Regions from separate parts of the Mus musculus genome. Here all the other regions are linked to region 4. The links are chromatin contacts, found by POLR2A ChIA-PET in ENCODE. All regions are on one chromosome and are shown on one strand. The core of a region is the stretch at or near the end of the contact, and the rest is flanking DNA. Distances in the headings are between cores, read along the strand shown.

The links. ChIA-PET counts read pairs that join two places held with the same protein, here RNA polymerase II (POLR2A).
Region 1: POLR2A ChIA-PET joins it to region 4 with 15 read pairs in Patski. The contact joins the promoter of Siva1 here to the promoter of Cep170b in region 4. POLR2A ChIA-PET finds 5 or more read pairs at or near these places in 3 of 5 experiments (Patski and embryonic stem cell).
Region 2: POLR2A ChIA-PET joins it to region 4 with 16 read pairs in Patski. The contact joins the promoter of Cdca4 here to the promoter of Cep170b in region 4. POLR2A ChIA-PET finds 5 or more read pairs at or near these places in 4 of 5 experiments (Patski and embryonic stem cell).
Region 3: POLR2A ChIA-PET joins it to region 4 with 17 read pairs in Patski. The contact joins the promoter of Clba1 here to the promoter of Cep170b in region 4. POLR2A ChIA-PET finds 5 or more read pairs at or near these places in 4 of 5 experiments (Patski and embryonic stem cell).

What each region holds. Positions count from the first base shown.
Region 1 is chr12:112,642,441-112,646,678 of GRCm38, forward strand. Siva1 (SIVA1, apoptosis-inducing factor) reads left to right here and starts at 2,388. Exons shown (of 4, transcript NM_013929.2): 1 at 2,388-2,644. The coding sequence starts at 2,527. Gm30101 (a long non-coding RNA gene) reads right to left here and starts at 2,327. Exons shown (of 3, transcript XR_381987.3): 1 at 2,242-2,327; 2 at 874-1,002; 3 at 1-115.
Region 2 is chr12:112,826,881-112,831,256 of GRCm38, forward strand. It overlaps Cdca4 (cell division cycle associated 4), which reads right to left and starts at 2,641. Exons shown (of 2, transcript NM_001359234.1): 1 at 2,426-2,641. Gm52009 reads left to right here and starts at 1,821. Exons shown (of 2, transcript XM_030247054.1): 1 at 1,821-1,830; 2 at 2,128-3,396. The coding sequence starts at 1,821. The coding sequence ends at 2,912.
Region 3 is chr12:112,807,279-112,811,594 of GRCm38, forward strand. It overlaps Clba1 (clathrin binding box of aftiphilin containing 1), which reads left to right and starts at 1,697. Exons shown (of 5, transcript NM_145450.3): 1 at 1,697-2,530; 2 at 3,596-3,732. The coding sequence starts at 2,111. Gm52004 (a long non-coding RNA gene) reads right to left here. Exons shown (of 3, transcript XR_003950270.1): 3 at 3,713-4,120.
Region 4 is chr12:112,720,689-112,724,937 of GRCm38, forward strand. It overlaps Cep170b (centrosomal protein 170B), which reads left to right and starts at 1,486. Exons shown (of 19, transcript NM_001024602.3): 1 at 1,486-1,694; 2 at 3,936-4,067. The coding sequence starts at 3,963. It overlaps Gm46382, which reads right to left and starts at 1,478. Exons shown (of 2, transcript XM_017315329.2): 1 at 873-1,478.

The sequences.
Region 1 (4,238 bases), core at 1,138-3,637, 77 kb before region 4:
TGCTCCATGCTCACTGCGACATCAAGAGGCCTCGAATGACGTGCCAGCATTTGGGGTCCATTAGGCCATCCCCACTCTGGAGACATATTGTGTTTTCACTTCCATGACAAAACATCTAAAGAAAAAAAAAATGGAGAGGATTTATTTTGGATCACTGTTTCACAGATTTTAGTCCATGGCCAGGCTGGCTCCGTTATTCGGGGTCTGTGGTGAGGCAGAAGCATCGTGGTGGGAGGCATGCCATCACGAAGGAAGGAGTGAGACAGGACAGAGATGTGGTAAGGGATACTGTCAGACACACTCTCAGTGCGAGTGCGGCGTTTCCTCCAACCAGGTCTCACGTAGAAGCTGATTACCCAGAAACTCACTGCTGTGAACAGGCACCATGACCAAAGCAACTTTTTTTTTTTCTTTTTCACATCTTTTCTTTTTTTCTTTTTTGGTTGTTTTCAAGACAGGGTTTCCCTGTGTAGCCCTGGGTGTCCTGTAGACCAGGCTGACCTCGAACTCAGAAATCCACCTGCCTCTGCCTCCCAAAGGCTGGGATTAAAGGGGTGTGCCACCACCGCCCAGTCAACCACCAAGGCAACTCTTATAAGGATAACATTTAATTGGGGCTGGCTTCTAGGTTCAGAGGTTCAGTCCATTATCATCAAGGCAGGAACATGGCAGCGTCCAGGCAGGCATGGTGCAGGCAGAGCTGAGAGTTCTACATCTTCATTCAAAGGCAGAGAGGAGAAGATTGGCTTCTAGACAGTTAGGACTAGGGTAATAAAGCCCACACCCACAGTGACACACTTACTCAGACAAGGCCACACCTCCTAATAGTGCCAACCCCTGGGCCCAGCATATACAAACCACAGCCATCCTGACCTTATTACCCTTCAATCATGACGTCATCTGAGGACGGAGCCTTCAACACTTCATATTCATACTAGAACGGGAGTCAGGCCCAGTGGAACCCCATGGCGCTTGTACAGACTGCACTAGGAAGTGCGGATTCTGGGAGGAAAAAGTCCATTATCTTAACATGAACAACAGCCTTCTTAGTGGTGGTTCCTGGGACAGGTCGCTGGATTTAAGCCATGCAGTAGGGGACAAACGCATGACTCCACACAGAGGTATCATCCATTCTGCACAGTTCTACAACCGGGGAAACCACCATTTGGGGGTGGGGGTGGGGGTGGGGAAGCACAGCAGTCAGTAGTCACTGGACCCTATTGTCCTATTTAGAATTGTGCTCCTTCTTTATGTCGAAGGCCTAACTCCCAAGAGTCAGAGTGTGATTGTATCTGGATACAGTTTTTTGTTCGGTATTTTGAGACTGGGTCTCTCTACCTAGCCCAGGCTGGCCTCCAACTCACAGAGATCAGCCTGCCTCTGCTTTCTGAGAGCTGGGATTAAAGGTGTGAGCCAACACACAGGGCTGGTGGATATAGTCTTAAAGAGTTAAAACAGGGTCCTTAGGGCAGAACTTAATTCAAAGTACTGGGTGTTATTATGAGATGAGGACACACACACACATCCAGTAAGGACACAAAAGTTTTTATTTGTAGATTCTGGAAGACAGAAGCCTGCAGAGAACCTGACACTTTGATCAGAGACTTCCATTCTACAAAGTCTGGAGAATTAACGGGTGCTGTGTGTACACTCCGGGTCTCCTGTACTCCAAGATGAGCACAAAACTTAATGCACCCGAATAACTGACGTTCCGATTGTGTAGAAATAGAAGGACTGAGAAACCCCTCAGCATCACTGTTTTGCCTGTTCAACATGTTAGAAGACACCACAATATTTTTAAATCCTGACCAGCGGACCCGCAGGTGACGCCATAAACCCTCAGGCTCCCTGCCCAAGATCAGACCTAAGGGAACACAAGAGGAACTCGTAGGGGAAGATGGGTGCCCGTATCCACTAAGATCAGGAGCTGGGACAAAACCCGCCACCCTACTGTTTGATACTGATATCTCACCTATCACCTATCACCGTTGCTTAGCGACAACAGAGCCTTCAGGCTTTTCGCGCGCTGAGCCCCGCCCTCGATCTCGTGCTGGTTTATGCAGAGCCCCTTAGCACACGAGTCCCGCCCCCAACGTAGCATCCCGCTAATCCCGCGCCCCACCCCAGAGCCCCGCCTCTTAGTTCCCGGCCTATCCTGAGCTGTGACATAAACTAGCCCCGCCCCAACACAACCCCCCCCCCCCTCGGCCTATCCCGTGCCACGCCTTGCGCAGACCTCACCTCGCCGCGCCAGCGCCCTTGGCCTTTTCCCGCGCCCTGCATTCCAGCCACTGCCTCCCTCAGCCTATCCCTCGCCGTTAACTGCGTAAGTCCCGCCCCCGACGTCACTCCGGCCTATCCCGCGCAGCGGGGCCCGTTTGAGGCGAGCCCCCAGCCTTTCTCCGGCCTATTGGGCGCCGCGCCCTCGTCGGCTCGGGCCTCCGCCGCGGTCCGAGGGCGCCGTGACGTGTGCTCGGCGCGCGGCGCGCTGCGCGCTGCTGAAGGCTGTGTCTGGTACCCGCTACCATGCCCAAGCGGAGCTGCCCGTTCGCAGACGCAGCCCCGCTCCAACTCAAAGTCCACGTGGGCCTGAAAGAGCTGAGCCACGGTGTGTTCGCCGAGCGCTACTCACGCGAGGTCTTCGGTGAGTGTGGACTTCCGTGGGTAGAGCGCGCTACGCCGCGCAGGGCAGCGGGAGACCGCGGGAGCGTCCCGAGCGCTCACGGTGGATGCTGCTTCAGGCGGCTCCCGGAGAAATCCGAGTCGGACCCGAGTGCTGCCGAGCGGACTAGCCTAGCGCGGGACCGACGCGGGGACTGGGTTCGAGTGGGCGTGATGGCGTAGACTGCCCTGAGCCCTCGCAAGTGGCCTTTGTAGCGGATGGATGTTGCTGAGCATTGCCTTGCAGTGATGGCTTTCTGGGGCAGGTGTAACGCAGTGTACCGTAGCTTGGCGCAGTTTGCGGCCGTATAACTTTGAGCGGTGCCGCTGCGCCTTTGGAATGTGCGGGAAAACAAACTCCCTACGCAGCCCCAGTATTTGTCCTTTCCCTCTCTGTACTCTGGGAATGCAAACTCAAGTGCTGAGACGCAGGGGCGATGCGTGAAGGGACAGGACTGAGCTGCAAAGAGTGTGCCTCCCCCCACGCCCCCCAGTCTAGACATGGCCTGGCGTCGTGGCTTGTTTTTTGACGCCAGCACTCAGAAGGGAAAGGCATGGGCTTTATGGTGAGATGTCTTAAAACAGCAATAACAATGCAAACACGGCCCAGAAAATGCCTCAGCTGGTTAAAGTGCAGTCTATGCAAGCCTGGACATGAGTCAGGTCCCAAGAACATACAGTAGGAGAGAATTCCTGAAAGTTGTCTTCCGACCACACTCATAGTAACTAAATAGCCAAGTAAATTAATTTTTTTTAAATGTAAGCATGCAGTTGAAAAGAAGGCCTAAGTGTTAATTGGAACCTAACAGCCTGGCTCTACCCTTCTGAGGACTTGTGTGTTGGAGCATTTGCCAGGCCACTCAGAGCCAGCCAGTCAGGAAGGGGTGCAGGGCTCTAGCGAGTTTTATAGTACACACAGTTTACCAAAACCCCAGCCCACACTCTGGACTCTGCTGGACCAGGAGGCCTTAAGGAGAAAATTGCTCTCATAATGGAATGTGGGTTTGAGCCCCACCTGTGTTAAGAGTACCCCTCCAGGAACTCTTCCCATTTCTTGTTTTTCAGACAGGCTTTCACCGTGTATCTTAGCCTGGCCTTGAACTTAAGTAATTCTGTCTTAAAGTAGGAGGCAACTGAGCTGGGAATAGCCACTCTCTTTGAGTTTTTGTTTGCTTCCAGTGTCACAGAGAGGTCCCTGGGTCGTGGGAGTGAGTATTTCTAGAACTCGCAACAGTGTTTCCCTTTAGGGCTCCCTGGGCCTGAAGCCCGAAAGGAAGCAATCCACTGTTATAGGTGTGAGCAGCCAGTTACCCGGGGTTGGTGGGTGGCAGGGCTGGAACATCTGGGAGGTCTTTGTCAGGGGGTTGTTGTCATTGTCCCTTTAGTAAAGTTGTTCACTGGCCTGGCAATGGTTGTAGGTGCTGTTCTAAACTCGTGTCTGTTTTCTGCCTCCTTGGGACACTTGCTTTTGGGAATGAATGGTTCTGAGCCAGAGCTTTCTCTGGCACTGAGACAAGCTTACAGGAGGAGGACTGGGAGTGCAAAGAGGGCACCAACCAGGTGAAGTGAATAGCTGT
Region 2 (4,376 bases), core at 1,391-3,890, 110 kb after region 4:
GGTTTCTAAGAAGCATATGCCCTCACCATGTATATTTGCTATCAAACTACCCCTGATTTACTTTGTAAATTAAACACACTCCTCGCTGTGCCTTTTCCTTCGGGTATACACAACTTTTGCCAGCAGAGCTTTAACCAGCAAACGCTCCCTGTCTTGCCTCTGGCTCCTAAGTGCTGGGACTAAAGGCGTACACCTGCCTTTGTGGAACATTTTTGTTTTGTGATTTTTTGGTTCTTTCTTGTTCACCATCCTCACATGTAAAGATTTTAAACAAGGTGTCTGGAAACATCACTGACAGATGATAAAGGTTGGGTACCCAGAACTCACATGATGGCTTACAACTCCCTATACCTCCAGTTCCTTGGATCCAATGTCCTCTGTGGCCCCAGAAGGTATATATACACATGCACACCAATAAAAGTAAAATAATTAAGCCTGGAATGAAATGTACTCTTGTCTGCTTATCTGTCACTCTAGGACACAAGCCATAAGAGAACAGGATGGTGACAGAGTAGCTTCTAGAAAGACAGCAAGACGGAAGAGGGGGCTTGAGGGTGAAGGCCTACATCACCAGCACAGGTTGTGACTAGCCCTAATGGTACCTGCAAAGGGCTTTCCTACACCGCCTGGGCACAGCTTCCTCATGGCCACCTGTGTGCCTGACCTGATGTTGCTTAACCCTTCTAATGAAAGACGACAGGAAATTCTCCCTGCTAAGTTCTGTATAAATTACGTTCCACATCTCACACCTATTTCCAGATGGCCAGAATCGCTTTCCAAGTCTAGGTAAATGTCTGACATTCCTTCAGTCCAAAGCTAAGTCAAGGCACAATGGTGCCCTCCAATTTTCCCCACCCAAGCACTGGCTGAACAACAAGAGCCAGGCATTCTGGGGGCTCAGATAGTGTTGAGGCCGGTGGACAGTAAAGTGGAAGTGAGTGCTAACTACCCTACAACAACCTGAGGTAAAGAGACGGCCCAGGACTCCACAACCATCATATCTTGGAGCCGTCCTACCTCAGTGACCATGTGGGAGCAGCTTCCTGGGCTCTGACCATCCACTAGAGTCTTGGTTTTACCTGTGCAGATCTATGACAACCCAGGCTTGGATTGTAACCGCAAGCAAGCATTCATCTGGATGTTGGATTTTTTTAAGGAGAACCACAAGTTAATGGTTTCCAAGTTGGGCATGGTGGCAGACTTGGGAAGCAGAGAGAAGGAGAGTAAGGTTGTTTCTGGTTGCACTGTGAGTCTGAGGCCAACCTGGCCTGCAGGAAACCCTGTCTCAAAAACAAAACGAAAATCACAACTGTGTTAAAATACTTCCTCAAAGAGCAACTGGGGCGAGGGACTAGTTGGAAAAATCCTGGGGCCAGTGAACTTGATGGTCCTTTGATGGAGTTTATTGTCCCACTACGTCTGCTTCAGACTTTGTATCAGTGACCCTTGGAAGGATGTGGGGCTTTCTTATGCCTGCCTGCCTGCCTTCCTTTTAAGACTAGCACCTCTAAAATGGGGAGATTTCTGAATGCATTAGGTTGATGAGACAAACGACTATGCTTGCAGAAAACGTTTCCCAGAATCGTTTAGATCAGTGTCCAGCTCAGCTCTGCCATCTCGTATGTCAGATACAAAGGCCACCAGGAGGAAATACGCGGGTGCTGTACGTCTGTTTCAAGTGCTGGAAGAAGTCCCTTCCCTGGTGACCCTACCTAGGGGAGAAAAACTTTAGAAAAGGTTTCTGGAGGCTTTTTCTAGTTACAATTGGCCTCAGGACAGGCTAGCAAAGACAGAGCCCGGGTTCCGGCCAAGTTCCACCGATGCCAGGCAGTACCTACTAGGCCATAAATGATGAGTTTGGAAGGAAGTGGGGTCTACTGCAGTAGGGGAAGGGCAGGCAACACAAGACACTTCTCAAGGGAATGAAAATCCAAGAAACAAAGAAAAGAGCGCAAGGCCAACACTCACCAGGCGGGCGGCTGCACGGAGCCCACCCAGCCCTCCCGGAATCGGGAATCGGTCCCTGGCCAGCAGACAGACGGTTGGGGCTCGGCGCTGCTAAAAGCCAGGGAAGGTCCAGTCCCCCGAAACTGCGCACAGCAAGCGGCGGCCAGCTCGAAAGGTGAGGTGGAAGACCGACGCGGGGTGAACCAAAGAAGAGGGGACCGCGGAGAAAGGCAAGGCCACGGGAGGAAGAGAGAGCGGAAGCAGGGGAGCGTGGGCGGAGGGCGGGACGGCCAGCTCAGACCCGCCGCTCCGGCTCTCGGTATGTGTCACTCAACACGCCGCGGCGTCGTGAGCGCCGAAGGGCGGCCGGCGCAGGAAGCCCGAGGACCCTGAGGCCGCCCGACCGCCCCGGGGGTGCTCTGCGCCGACGCCGCCCATGCCGCAGAAGCTCGAAGGCGCAAACCAGCTACACACTTACCGGCGCCGCAAGGCAGACCCCGCCACTCCTTCGGGCACCCGGATCGGTCAGCGCCCACAAAGGGTCGCCATGGCGCCGCCGCACGAGCGCCGATTGGTGGCGTGCGGGGTGGAGCTTTGTTCAAACCCACGCAAGGCGGAGCCTCGCCGGCCGCGTCTCCCGCGCTTCGGCCTCAGCCGTTAGGCTCGCGCGCTGGGCCGCCCCGCCCCCGTTCCCAAGTCTCCCCGCGCCCCGCCCCGCCCCCGATCCCTTGTTTGTCGACGGCTCGACCCGTTCCCAGGGTTCCGCGCGCTCCGCTCCCAGGGTTCCGCGCGCCTGGCCACCGCCCCAGTTCCCAGGTCTCCTTGCGCCTGGCCCCGCCCCCAGGGTGCTTGCCGCGCCCCCTCGCGCCGGTGCCCGAGTCTCCTTCGTTATCCTGGCCCTCCTGACTCACAGCGGGGCGGTTAATGCCAGCCCTGGGCATGGCCGATGTCTACACCTTCTCTGAGACATAGAAGGGTTGAACGAGGCTCGGTGGTGGCATCCCTGAACAGGTCCTGGTTCGAGTTCCAACTGAGAAAAATTAAAATATAAGGTCCTGGTAGTGCACAAGATCTTAACGAGGACACCAAGTCCGGACGGCGTTGGTTGGGGGATGGAGTGAGGTGGGAAGGTGAGTGGATGCAGAATGTTCAGTGGGGATGCCACATTAGCACAGGGAGCAAGCTCGTTTGCTGGAAAAGACTGGAAACTCCTTCCGACCGGGACTTCTAATGAATGAGCGTTCGAGAGAAAAACCGGTGCCATAAGAGAAAGTATACGGCATACACATCACATCGTGTCTTTGTGGCTTCGTGGTTCACCTAAGCTCACTAATGCATTCCCATTCCTGGGCATACTTGCCCTTTATTTGATGGAAAGGCATGCCATCAAACTTTGACCTGGATACTAGCATGGTTTTTCTTTTGAATTACTATTATTTTTGGATTTACTTATCTGTGTGTGTCATTGTTTTGTCTGCATGTATGACTGTATTTCATGTTCGAGCCTACAAGTGATTGTGGGCTTCAGTGTGGGTGCTAACAACCTTATCAGGTCCTTTGTCAGAACAGCAAGTATTCTTAATCCCTGAGTGTCTTGAGTAAGCTAACGTGTAGTTAGTATAACAAGTAGTGTAACAAAAGTTATGTTTCATTATGCTGAGGGTCATTCACACTCTCAATTCCTATGTGGTCCTAAGCCTGTCTCCCCAACACTGCTCACCTGTCTAGGTATCTTAGCTGAAGGTCAGGTCCAGGCTCTAACATAAGTCTCTGATCCTGGAAGGTTCAGGATCCTAGGGAGACTCTCCAGCTGCAGGGCAAATCAGGGTGGCTTCTCTCCAGATGTGCAGGACAGAGCATTGTTCTTGGTCTCTGCTTACATACTGTCCAGTAGATATGGGGTACTAGGACTGTGTCTGACTATCTTGAGTGAGCGATGTCACTGGGTTCTGGTTGCCAGGTGCAGCCTTGGGTGTAGTGGGGTTCCTGACTACGCTATTTTTACATGTGGGTCCTAGGGATCTTAGGTTCGAGGCTTGGTGCTAAACTCCTGCTGAACCCCCTCAGCTCCATTTTCATTTCTTTCATCTCCTTTTTGGGTACTGGCTAAAAGCCTAAGGCACAGTTTCCCTGAGACACAGTTTTCCTGAGGTTCTGTGCTTTCTGGTTTTTTTTTTTTTTTTTTTTTTTTTTACCTCCTTGCCCGACTTAAAAGACAGTTTTCTCATCTCCTCTTGGAGGCCACAGGTTTTTCAGCTTGTTTATCCTGTCTTTTTTTTTTCCCCTCTAAGTTTAATAAAATTGTTTATGACCTTCTTTCTGAAACAGTTTTAAATTATTTTATTAGTAAGGCTAAGAATCCAAAGGAAACTGTACTAGTCAGGTTCTCTAGAATCACAGAACTTATGGGTTGCCTCTCTACATTGAGG
Region 3 (4,316 bases), core at 447-2,946, 87 kb after region 4:
CTCTCTTGTCTTCCCTCCTTCTAGACAGGGTCTCACCATTTAGTCCAGGCTAGTCTCAGACTCACCATGTAGCTTAGGCTGGCCTCTAACTTTTGATCCTCCTGCCTCATCTTTTCCAGGGCTGGTGTGCCAGGCCTATGCCACCATACCCAGCTTTCTCACCTCTTTAGTTTCATACAGAACACCCCTCCCTTTTTTAAGGTCTCATATTCATGGCTTCTGGATTTTATGACGTGGATATCTTTGGGGACCATCATTCAGCTCAGTGGTCACACAGATCACCCCAACGTGGACTCAGAAGAACTGGAATCGTTCTGGAAGTCTTGCTTCAGAGCTGAAAGCGAGACAGACATGAGGAGACACTAAAGGTGGGAAGACCCGCTGCAGCCCAGTCCTTTGCCACTGTGTGTCCCACTGTGGGCCCAGGCCTCAGTTTTCCTGTCCTTCCAGCTCCCCAGACGTCAAAGTCAGCAAGGGCAGCAGGTGAGGGGAACTGGAGCCTTGGGAACGGACCGAGAGCAGGACCTGCTGGGTCAGAGTGAGGCAAACAAGCCAGTGTCTGTAAACACAGACTGTGTCTGCACCATCCTACCGGGCCACTGGGAAAGCTGGGAATAGCTGCACCAAGCCATGGTCCTGAGCTCTCTGCCCGCAAGCCTCAGTGAACAGTGCCAGGCTCGTCTGCCCAGGGGAATGGGGAAGGCTGTGGTCCAAGATGCAGCGAATGATCTCATCTTGTCACTTTTAAATCAAATTTTCCAGTAGTTCTCCTGAGGAGGCAGGGGATGAGGGACTGCATAATTCATGCAAAGGACAGAGCAGGGCCTAGGGAAGTCCAGGGGGAAATCTGAGTATAGAGGAAGGGGCTGAAGTTGGGTTTAGATGCAGGCCTGACCCACCTCTTTCTCAGGGGAGGTTGTTAATGGCTGCTAGTCTAGGGTGACTTGGATAAAGATGTGACAGGCTGAAGGCTGACTTCATGAAGCTCAGGATGGGGACATATGGAAAGGGCCAAGGATTTCTGTGGCTGGGGCTGGGAGAGGGGCAAGGTTAGTTCATCAGGGCCCTGCAGGGGCCTGTGAGTCTCTGCCTGTCCATGACCAAGACTGACCCTGCTCCGCCTTGGGTCCGGCTGGTGACCCGGCCCAGACTGTGAGCACACGAGGCAGGGCAGTGGCTCTCCTACTCTGCAGGCAGTAGACGCTCATTCTTGCAGAAGGGAATGTGATCTGGAACTGAACTAAATCAGGTAGACAGAGTTTTCCCCATAGCTTCCAGACTTGAGAAAGCATCCAATAGGAGAGCAAGGAACCAGGGCCGGAGGGTGTGGGATGAGGGGCCAGTACCGTGGCAGTGGCCTTACTCCAGGGCCAGGTATGCGACTGCAAGGGACATATCGGACACAGAGGCACTGGGCGCCATAATAAAAAGAGAACTGCTCCCACCGATATTTGTAGGGCGGGGGAGGCAGAAAGACCAGTCACGATAGCAGGCTGGGACCCACTGCAGAGCTGCCAGCATCCTCCAGTCCGCAGCAACATAAGTGGTAGTCGGGAGAGGATGGGCATGGGCGGGGCGCTGTTGGCCACGCCACACGGTGGCGTGCTGACGACACTTAAAGCACGCCGGAAGCCTGCTGGCACGCATCGTTGCCGGGCAACGCGCGGCGCTGGTTGCCGGCTAAGCTGGCTGTAGTATCTCCCCGCCGGGCGCCGGGAGGCGCGTCGCGGCGGCGAAGGTGGGTGCGCGCCTTGCGGGCCTCTGGGAGCTCGGGACCCCCTCCGTCTGCGCCTGGGACCTGGTCCCGGAGCCCGCGAGACTCCCGTCTGGGACGCGATCCCCGAGCTCCCTGCCCTCAGCCTCCGGCCTCGCAGACCGGGTTCTGCAGCTCATCCACCAGGACTTGCGTCTGCCCACAGGCCCTCCTTCGCCTCACTTGTTTGGCCCTAGGATACGCCCCCGTGCCGGACTAGTCATCCGCGAGTGCCAGGAGGGGTCGACTCCACGGAGGCACGTGAACACTCCCAGGAAGCCCTGGGCAACTCCAGCTCAGCCGCTGCATGTTTTTTGAGCAGCTTTCCTTCGGGTCGGCTGGCCTGGCTACACCAAGATGCAAGGCGGGCAGGAGGTGGGGAGAGAGTCAGTGAGTGACCTCGCAGAGGAGCCTGGAGAGGGGTCCCCCCACCAGACAGCTAGAGGACAGAGTGGTGATGGTTTGGAACGGAGGCGGATCTGCTGCGACGGTCCCGTGGTTCTGCCGGACACGAACGCTAACAGCTCCAGGCTGGATGAGGGTCTTCCCACCAGCTGTCCACACCCGGGGGAGCTCAGCGGCGGGTGGGGAGAGTTCGAAGGCTTCCGGGAGTCTTCAGCTAAGTCGGAGCAGTTTTCTCAGTCTTTTGAACTCCTGGGGAGAGCCACGGAATGTCAGCCGCTGAGAACCCCTTCAGTCCCCGAAGAGGGCAGTTCTTGCCAGGTGCAGCAGGGTGGACCCTGGGTGACAGGAACTGCTGCTGGCCCATCTTCAGAGGTATTTCCGTGGTTGAGTGGGAAGTATTTTGTCATTAGACTTTGCCCAAGTCTCTGTGCCCTGGGAATGTGGGGGTTTGGCTAGCCTTCTCTTCTCACCTAGTTTGTCTTTTGCTGTGTGGTTGGCTGTCCTCTGCTTAAAAGGAGGACAAGGAAGCTGGGCACCACCCGCCTTTAATCCCAGCACTCAAGAGGCAGAGGCAGGCGAATCTCCAAGTTCGAGGCCAGCCTGGTCTACAGAGTGAGTTCCAGGACAGCCAGGGCTACACAGAGGAACCTAATCTTGAAAAACAAACTAAAAAGGGGGGGGGGGGGAGGACAAGGAACAGAGGGCTTGGTCAGGGGACTGACATAGGGTCCCACACAGCCCTGAGAGCTGACCACACCTTTGCCTCCTCCACTGCCTCGGAGCCATTCCCCTCAGTGGCTCACCCCAAACACAGATGAGGATAAATAGAAAGAGGTGGGGGCAGGGTAGCCTGCTGTGAGGGCCACTCCTCCTGCAGTCAGCGCTTTAACATTCTTTCTAAAGCGAGCACTTTCTCCACCTTGGTTGAAGTGTTAGAAAATATCTGTGCATGGTGGGAAGTTTACAGAAAACACTGGATGAGTGTAGGAAAGCGTACCCAGCTGAGCTGCAGACCACAGGCACAGGGGACACTCACACAAAACCCAAACGCCTGCCAGCCCCCCCCCCGCCTCTGCCACCACCTGATTCAGACTGTCAGACTGTCCACCCCACCCCACCTGACTCACAGCCTTCCACAGTGAAGTCCTGTTTCCCACTGGCGTTCACACAGACTTCTCAGCACCTCAACACGGAAACAGGGACAGTGTTCCCCACGTGTCCCCGACAGGGTTTTAGATGTGCGAGCCTGTGGTTTTTCACTGTGTTTTACATAGCCTGGAGATTCTGAGTAGTGGTGTCGTCGGTCGTCAGTGACGGCAACACCAACCGAGCACGCAGCCAGGGACTAAATACACTTATGTTAGAGTGGAGTATTTGGGACAAGGTGACCTAATGTATGTACGTTGCTCCTAACCTTGGGACGTTCCTCCTTTCCAGTCCATTCCCAGCTATGAGAAGGTTTTTAGGCTTGCGTTTCAAGAAGTCGCCGTGGAACAGGCTCCTGAAGACGTTTGCTCCCTGGACCATTTCTTGGAAAGAAGCAATGAAGGGGCTGCATCTGTGCCGAGACTCTGGTAATGAACTTAGCTCGGAACTGCGCCGTGGCGCTGTGGCTGCGTTTCTTGTGTGCTAATGTGGTTTCACAAAGCTTTTTTGGTTGTTCCTAGAGGGTGCAGTGTCCCCGTGGCCACCTGTGGGCCACAGCATTCCAGAGGGACTGGCAGCAGAGATGAATACTGCAGTCGTGCCCCTGGTGTGGCCTCTCAGGGCTGCTGTTAGCGACTTGGCTCAGTGGTCCCTGACACCCTAATGGCCCTCAGCCACAGTCATAGGAAACAGCTCAGGACAGCCACTGACCTTCAGGGTTATCTTGTGTGTGCCTCGGGAGAAAGTCACACGTCGTCGTGTTTGACTGGCCATGGTAGGGACATGCTCTCAGCTGACAGTAGCAATGTTAAGGGCCTGACAAAAGAGATTGTCTTGAGGCACTGAGTGAGCAGAAGGTAGGGTGAGAAGGCTTTCTGTCACCCAGGGCCCAGGGAAAACTGGCTGGTATGCTTCAGGGTCTCTGCACACTCCGAGCAGGCCCGGGCATTTTTAGAACCTTGTCACACTCTGGGCTCTTGTCATATCTATTTTGACCACCATGCAGGGCCAA
Region 4 (4,249 bases), core at 236-2,735:
AAGAGAATGGGAGAGCCCGGCTCGGGAGTTGGGACTCAGAAACAGGACAGTCTCAGTCTACTAGGAAGAAACTGCAAAATCCCCATACAGCTCCCGGAAGCTGAGACCGGGGCTAACAACCCTGGCAAGGACAAATGGGCTAGGAAGACAGGAACGTACCCAGCCCTCCTCTTTCCAGTACCTGACAAGTCTCCTCTGCCTCCATCTCTTCCAGTTCCTGGCCTCTCCCTGGAGTCCTGGCCTCCCCCTCAAAGTACTCCCGTTTGCCCACAAAGACATCTAGAGCTCTCTCCAAGGCCTTCATCTCATCAGGTCTCAGCTGGCACAAACTTCCTGAGCCCCACTGTCCTTGGGATGACATCCAAAATTGGTCACGAGGCTACAGGTTCCTCCTCTGTCCATACCGCAAGCCAGGCTCCCCCATTTGGGCCTGTACTATAAGCTCGCACAGCCAGGCCCAACAACCTAGCACATTCTCATGCAGTTTTTCCTATCTGTCTCCTCTTGGCGGGCTTGCCTCTACTCTCGAGTTGTGTAGAACCCCTTCCACCTCCTTCTACAGGGCAGGGATGGGCAACTGTGCCCGCTGGCTTTGGAGCCTGGGCGGGGTGGATTGGGTTCACGAAGCTCCTGTACCAGCAGGATAAAGCGCACATTCCTAGGCCTGGAGTTCTGCTCTGCATTCCACTTCCGCCAAGGCCCTCACTAGTACCCTTCAACGGGAATGCAGGAATGCACTCTGAACAGTACTTTCTCCACCACTCTGCAAAGCCGCTCCGCCCCACGCTAATCCTTTCCCCCTTGGCACTAGAGGGACACCTGATACCTCCATTGTTGCACCAGGCACCAGCCAGCGGCCGGTGAGAACTTACCTCAGGAACTGGGAGAGCCTCCGGAGTTCCCCGCCCCTCCCCGTCCAGCCCACTGTGACATCCAGGTACGTTGGTGTCTTTGCCCACCATCCTGTCCCGAGCCCGTGGCCTATCCTGCAACGTCGAGGGCGCAGGAGGAAGAGACCCAGCTGGACGCACAGGCCTCTGGGATCCATCCTACTTCCTTCGCCCTGCACCCCTCCACTGGGCTGAAAGGCCAAAGGTTGGGGCTGGGAGAGCGGCTGGAGCTCGGGCTTCTGGAATGTGGTTAAATGTTAACTATTCGGCTCTGGGACAGGACGCTGGGCAGCCGTACGCCCTTTCTCGCAACCCTGGGATAGCCAGCGCCAGAGAGAAGGGGGTCTGAATGCACAGGGTGGCGGAGATGCGCCGCCCCAGGCTGGGCCGGGGACAAAGGTGATCGCCCGTTCCTGGTTGCCCGATCCGGTGCGCCGGGACGGGTGGACGGAACGGGAGGGGCCGCGCGTAACCTCTGGGGCGGCGCTGCGGAGTCCAGCTCACCTGCTGAGGCTGGCCCGCCCTAACCTGGTTTCCGGGGGGCGGGGCGTCGCGGGGCGGGGCATCACGGGGGCGGGGCGCGCCGGGGCGGAGCGTGTCGCGGCAGACGTCAGGGGACCCGCCGCGCGAGGCCGCGGTCCGGCGCTCTGCCCGTGGGCTCGGCCGGGGCTGCCGCCAGCGTGCGGGCCGCGCCGGGCATGTCCTAGGCGGCGGCCCCGCCCAGCGCTCGGCCGGGCGGGCAGAGGGCCGGGCTGGGCCGGGCAGCGTCCGGGCGGGCGAGCCGCGGGCCTGGCGGGAGCACAGGTAGGACGCAGGAGGGGCCGCGCCAGCCCTGCGCCCACGGCGGCAGGGCCTCCAGCAGGGCACCTGCGTGCCTCCAGGCCACACCGGGGCGGGCGGGGCTGGACAAAAGCGGCGGTGAGGAAGGGGCTGGGCGAGGGCCCGGCACACCTGGCCCGGCCAGCGCTTGCCGATGCTGCCCATGTCTGCGCGCGCCCGGGAGGGGCCTCCTGGCACCGGCGACAAGGCCTGGCCCCGCGCATGTCTACGCGGCCTGCCGAGCTGGTAGACCTGGGCGCCCGGTCCCCGCCCGGGCAGGGCCAGCGCTGATTCAGGATACAACGCCGCTCCCTCCCCCTCTGGGCCTGGCGCGCCTGCCCGCCTCCCGGCCTCCTCCCGGGTGCCCGGTCCCCCCTCCTTCTGCGGTCCCTCCCTCCGTCTTCCTTCTCTTCTCTCCTTTCCCTTTAGCCGCCACCGTCTCCCTGCTTTCTCTGCCTCTGGGCTGTCCGCGGCCAGGAGGGGACCTCCTCCTGTCTGCTCCTTTCAGCCACGGGGCTGCTCCCTGCCTCCCACTGTCTCTCAGCATCTGCATCGCCACCTCCTCCTTCACCTTCGGGTGGTGGCTCTTCTGCTTGGCGCGGCTGAGGGGACAAGTTTGGGGTGTTTATTATTCTCCCTCCTAGCAACGATGGCCGGGCTAAGCCTAGCCCCAAACCTCCTACAGCAAGCCCTGGCTCAGAAGCCTTTCCAAGTTGGACTGGCGGTGGCAGTGGTCACCCCATGACCAGGCTCTGGGGGTTGGCCTCCCTCTCCTCTAAGGGTGTCCCCGTGCCTGCTGTCCACAGTGAGATGATGGCAGGCAGGTGATGTCAGAGTAGGAGACATCCAGGCTGGGTGGGGCTGGGAGGCTCAGTGACGCCCTGGGTCTGGGGCCTGGGGGGGGGGGGGGCTCCCTCCACAGCCCTGACACCTTTGCCAGTAGGATTGGGTCTTTCTGAGAGTTGGGGCTATGGATACCCAGTGAGGTCCTAGAGGCTGCAAGGGCATTGAAATCTTGCCCCTTTAGCCCTTGCCTCTCAAGCTGGGCCCTAAGGAAAGGGGACCTCAGAGCAGGGTATGGGTATGTTCCTGACCACCTGGAGCTGTTTTCTGGGGAGGCAGGTTTCTTTTCTCCATCTTCCTCCTGCTTCCTGAAGGAGTGCTGTGGGCCTTCACAGATGGACAGAGCCCTGTGTTCTTGCCTGCTGCTTACCCCGAAGGGACCCGAGACCTGGGTGAGCAGCCCAGTGTTGACGTCTCTGGGCATGGCTCCTGGGAAATGCAGGACAGGGTTTGGTCCCTCAGATCACTAGTGTGACCTCTCCAGTGTGTGTGTGTTGTGTGAGTTGACACTTCCAGAGAGATGACTTGTGTGGTCGATCCTGCTTCCACCTGACCAGCCCTGTGGGGGCCCGGAGTCTTTCCGTATTCTCTGCCCCTCATCCAGCTTCCAACTTCTGCACGCTGTGGTCCTGCCTTCACCTCTGCCTCCTCTGCCCCACACTGCTCCCTTTCTTACCTGTGACGAGTCTTCCACTTGACTCTTAGTTATTCCTTCTATTGCTTTCTCCTTTCACTTTCTTGTGTGTGTGTGTGTGTGTGCATGTGTGCACGCGCTGTTTTAAAGTACAAGGGTTCAAATCCAGGTGGCAACCACCTGGAAAGTGCCAATGCTCAGACACTCTAGTTGTTCTTCACAGTATAACTAGACTGTGAGTCACCAGGACTCAGGAGCTCTAGACTGCCCCCTCTTGGACAGTTTGCCTACACAGAGCCACTGTCTAGGCCCAAGCTTGGATTCATGCTTTGCTCTTGAAGCTAATTCCTGTGTTTGAACAAGGCTTGGATTTTTGTGTTGTACTGGGCTCTATAGGGATGGAGTCAGACCTGTGCTCCGAAGACTTCTGTCTTTCCCCAGGATTTGCAGAGTGGCTTGCTGTGGGAAGCAGACCTTCTAGTAAGGGTGTATATCCCGGAGCCCTCTGTAGGCCATGCTGGGTACTACCTGGGACTGTTTCTCATAGTTCACATGGACATGTGGGTCTGCACTTGGTTAGCACGGCCAGAGTCACATAGAGAGAAAAGGTATGTAGAGCCTGGAACACAAAGGAGATTCTGAGGCTGTGGCCATGGGTCTTTAAAGGAGCAGGTCTGTGCTGGCCTTGTGCATATCCAGGGGACCAAAGTCCAGGCTGGGGAGCTCCAGTGTTGACCCTCTCCCCACAGGACCAGGCAGGCCTCCTCGGTGCCAAGATGAGCGTCACATCTTGGTTCCTGGTGAGCAGCAGTGGCACCCGCCACCGGCTCCCGCGTGAACTCATCTTCGTGGGGCGTGATGAATGTGAGCTCATGTTGCAGGTGAGTGGGAACATTTGGGCAGGTGGTTCAGGGACCTCAAAGCCAGGAAGAGAACCCTCTTTACCTGGGCCCCAGGCCCACAGGTGGACAGGTGTAGGGTGCGCATGGGTCTGGCCTCTTGCTCTTTCATGCCAGACCTATTTCTGACAAGAAAGTGCCAGGGCTCCAGGAAGGATGGGGTG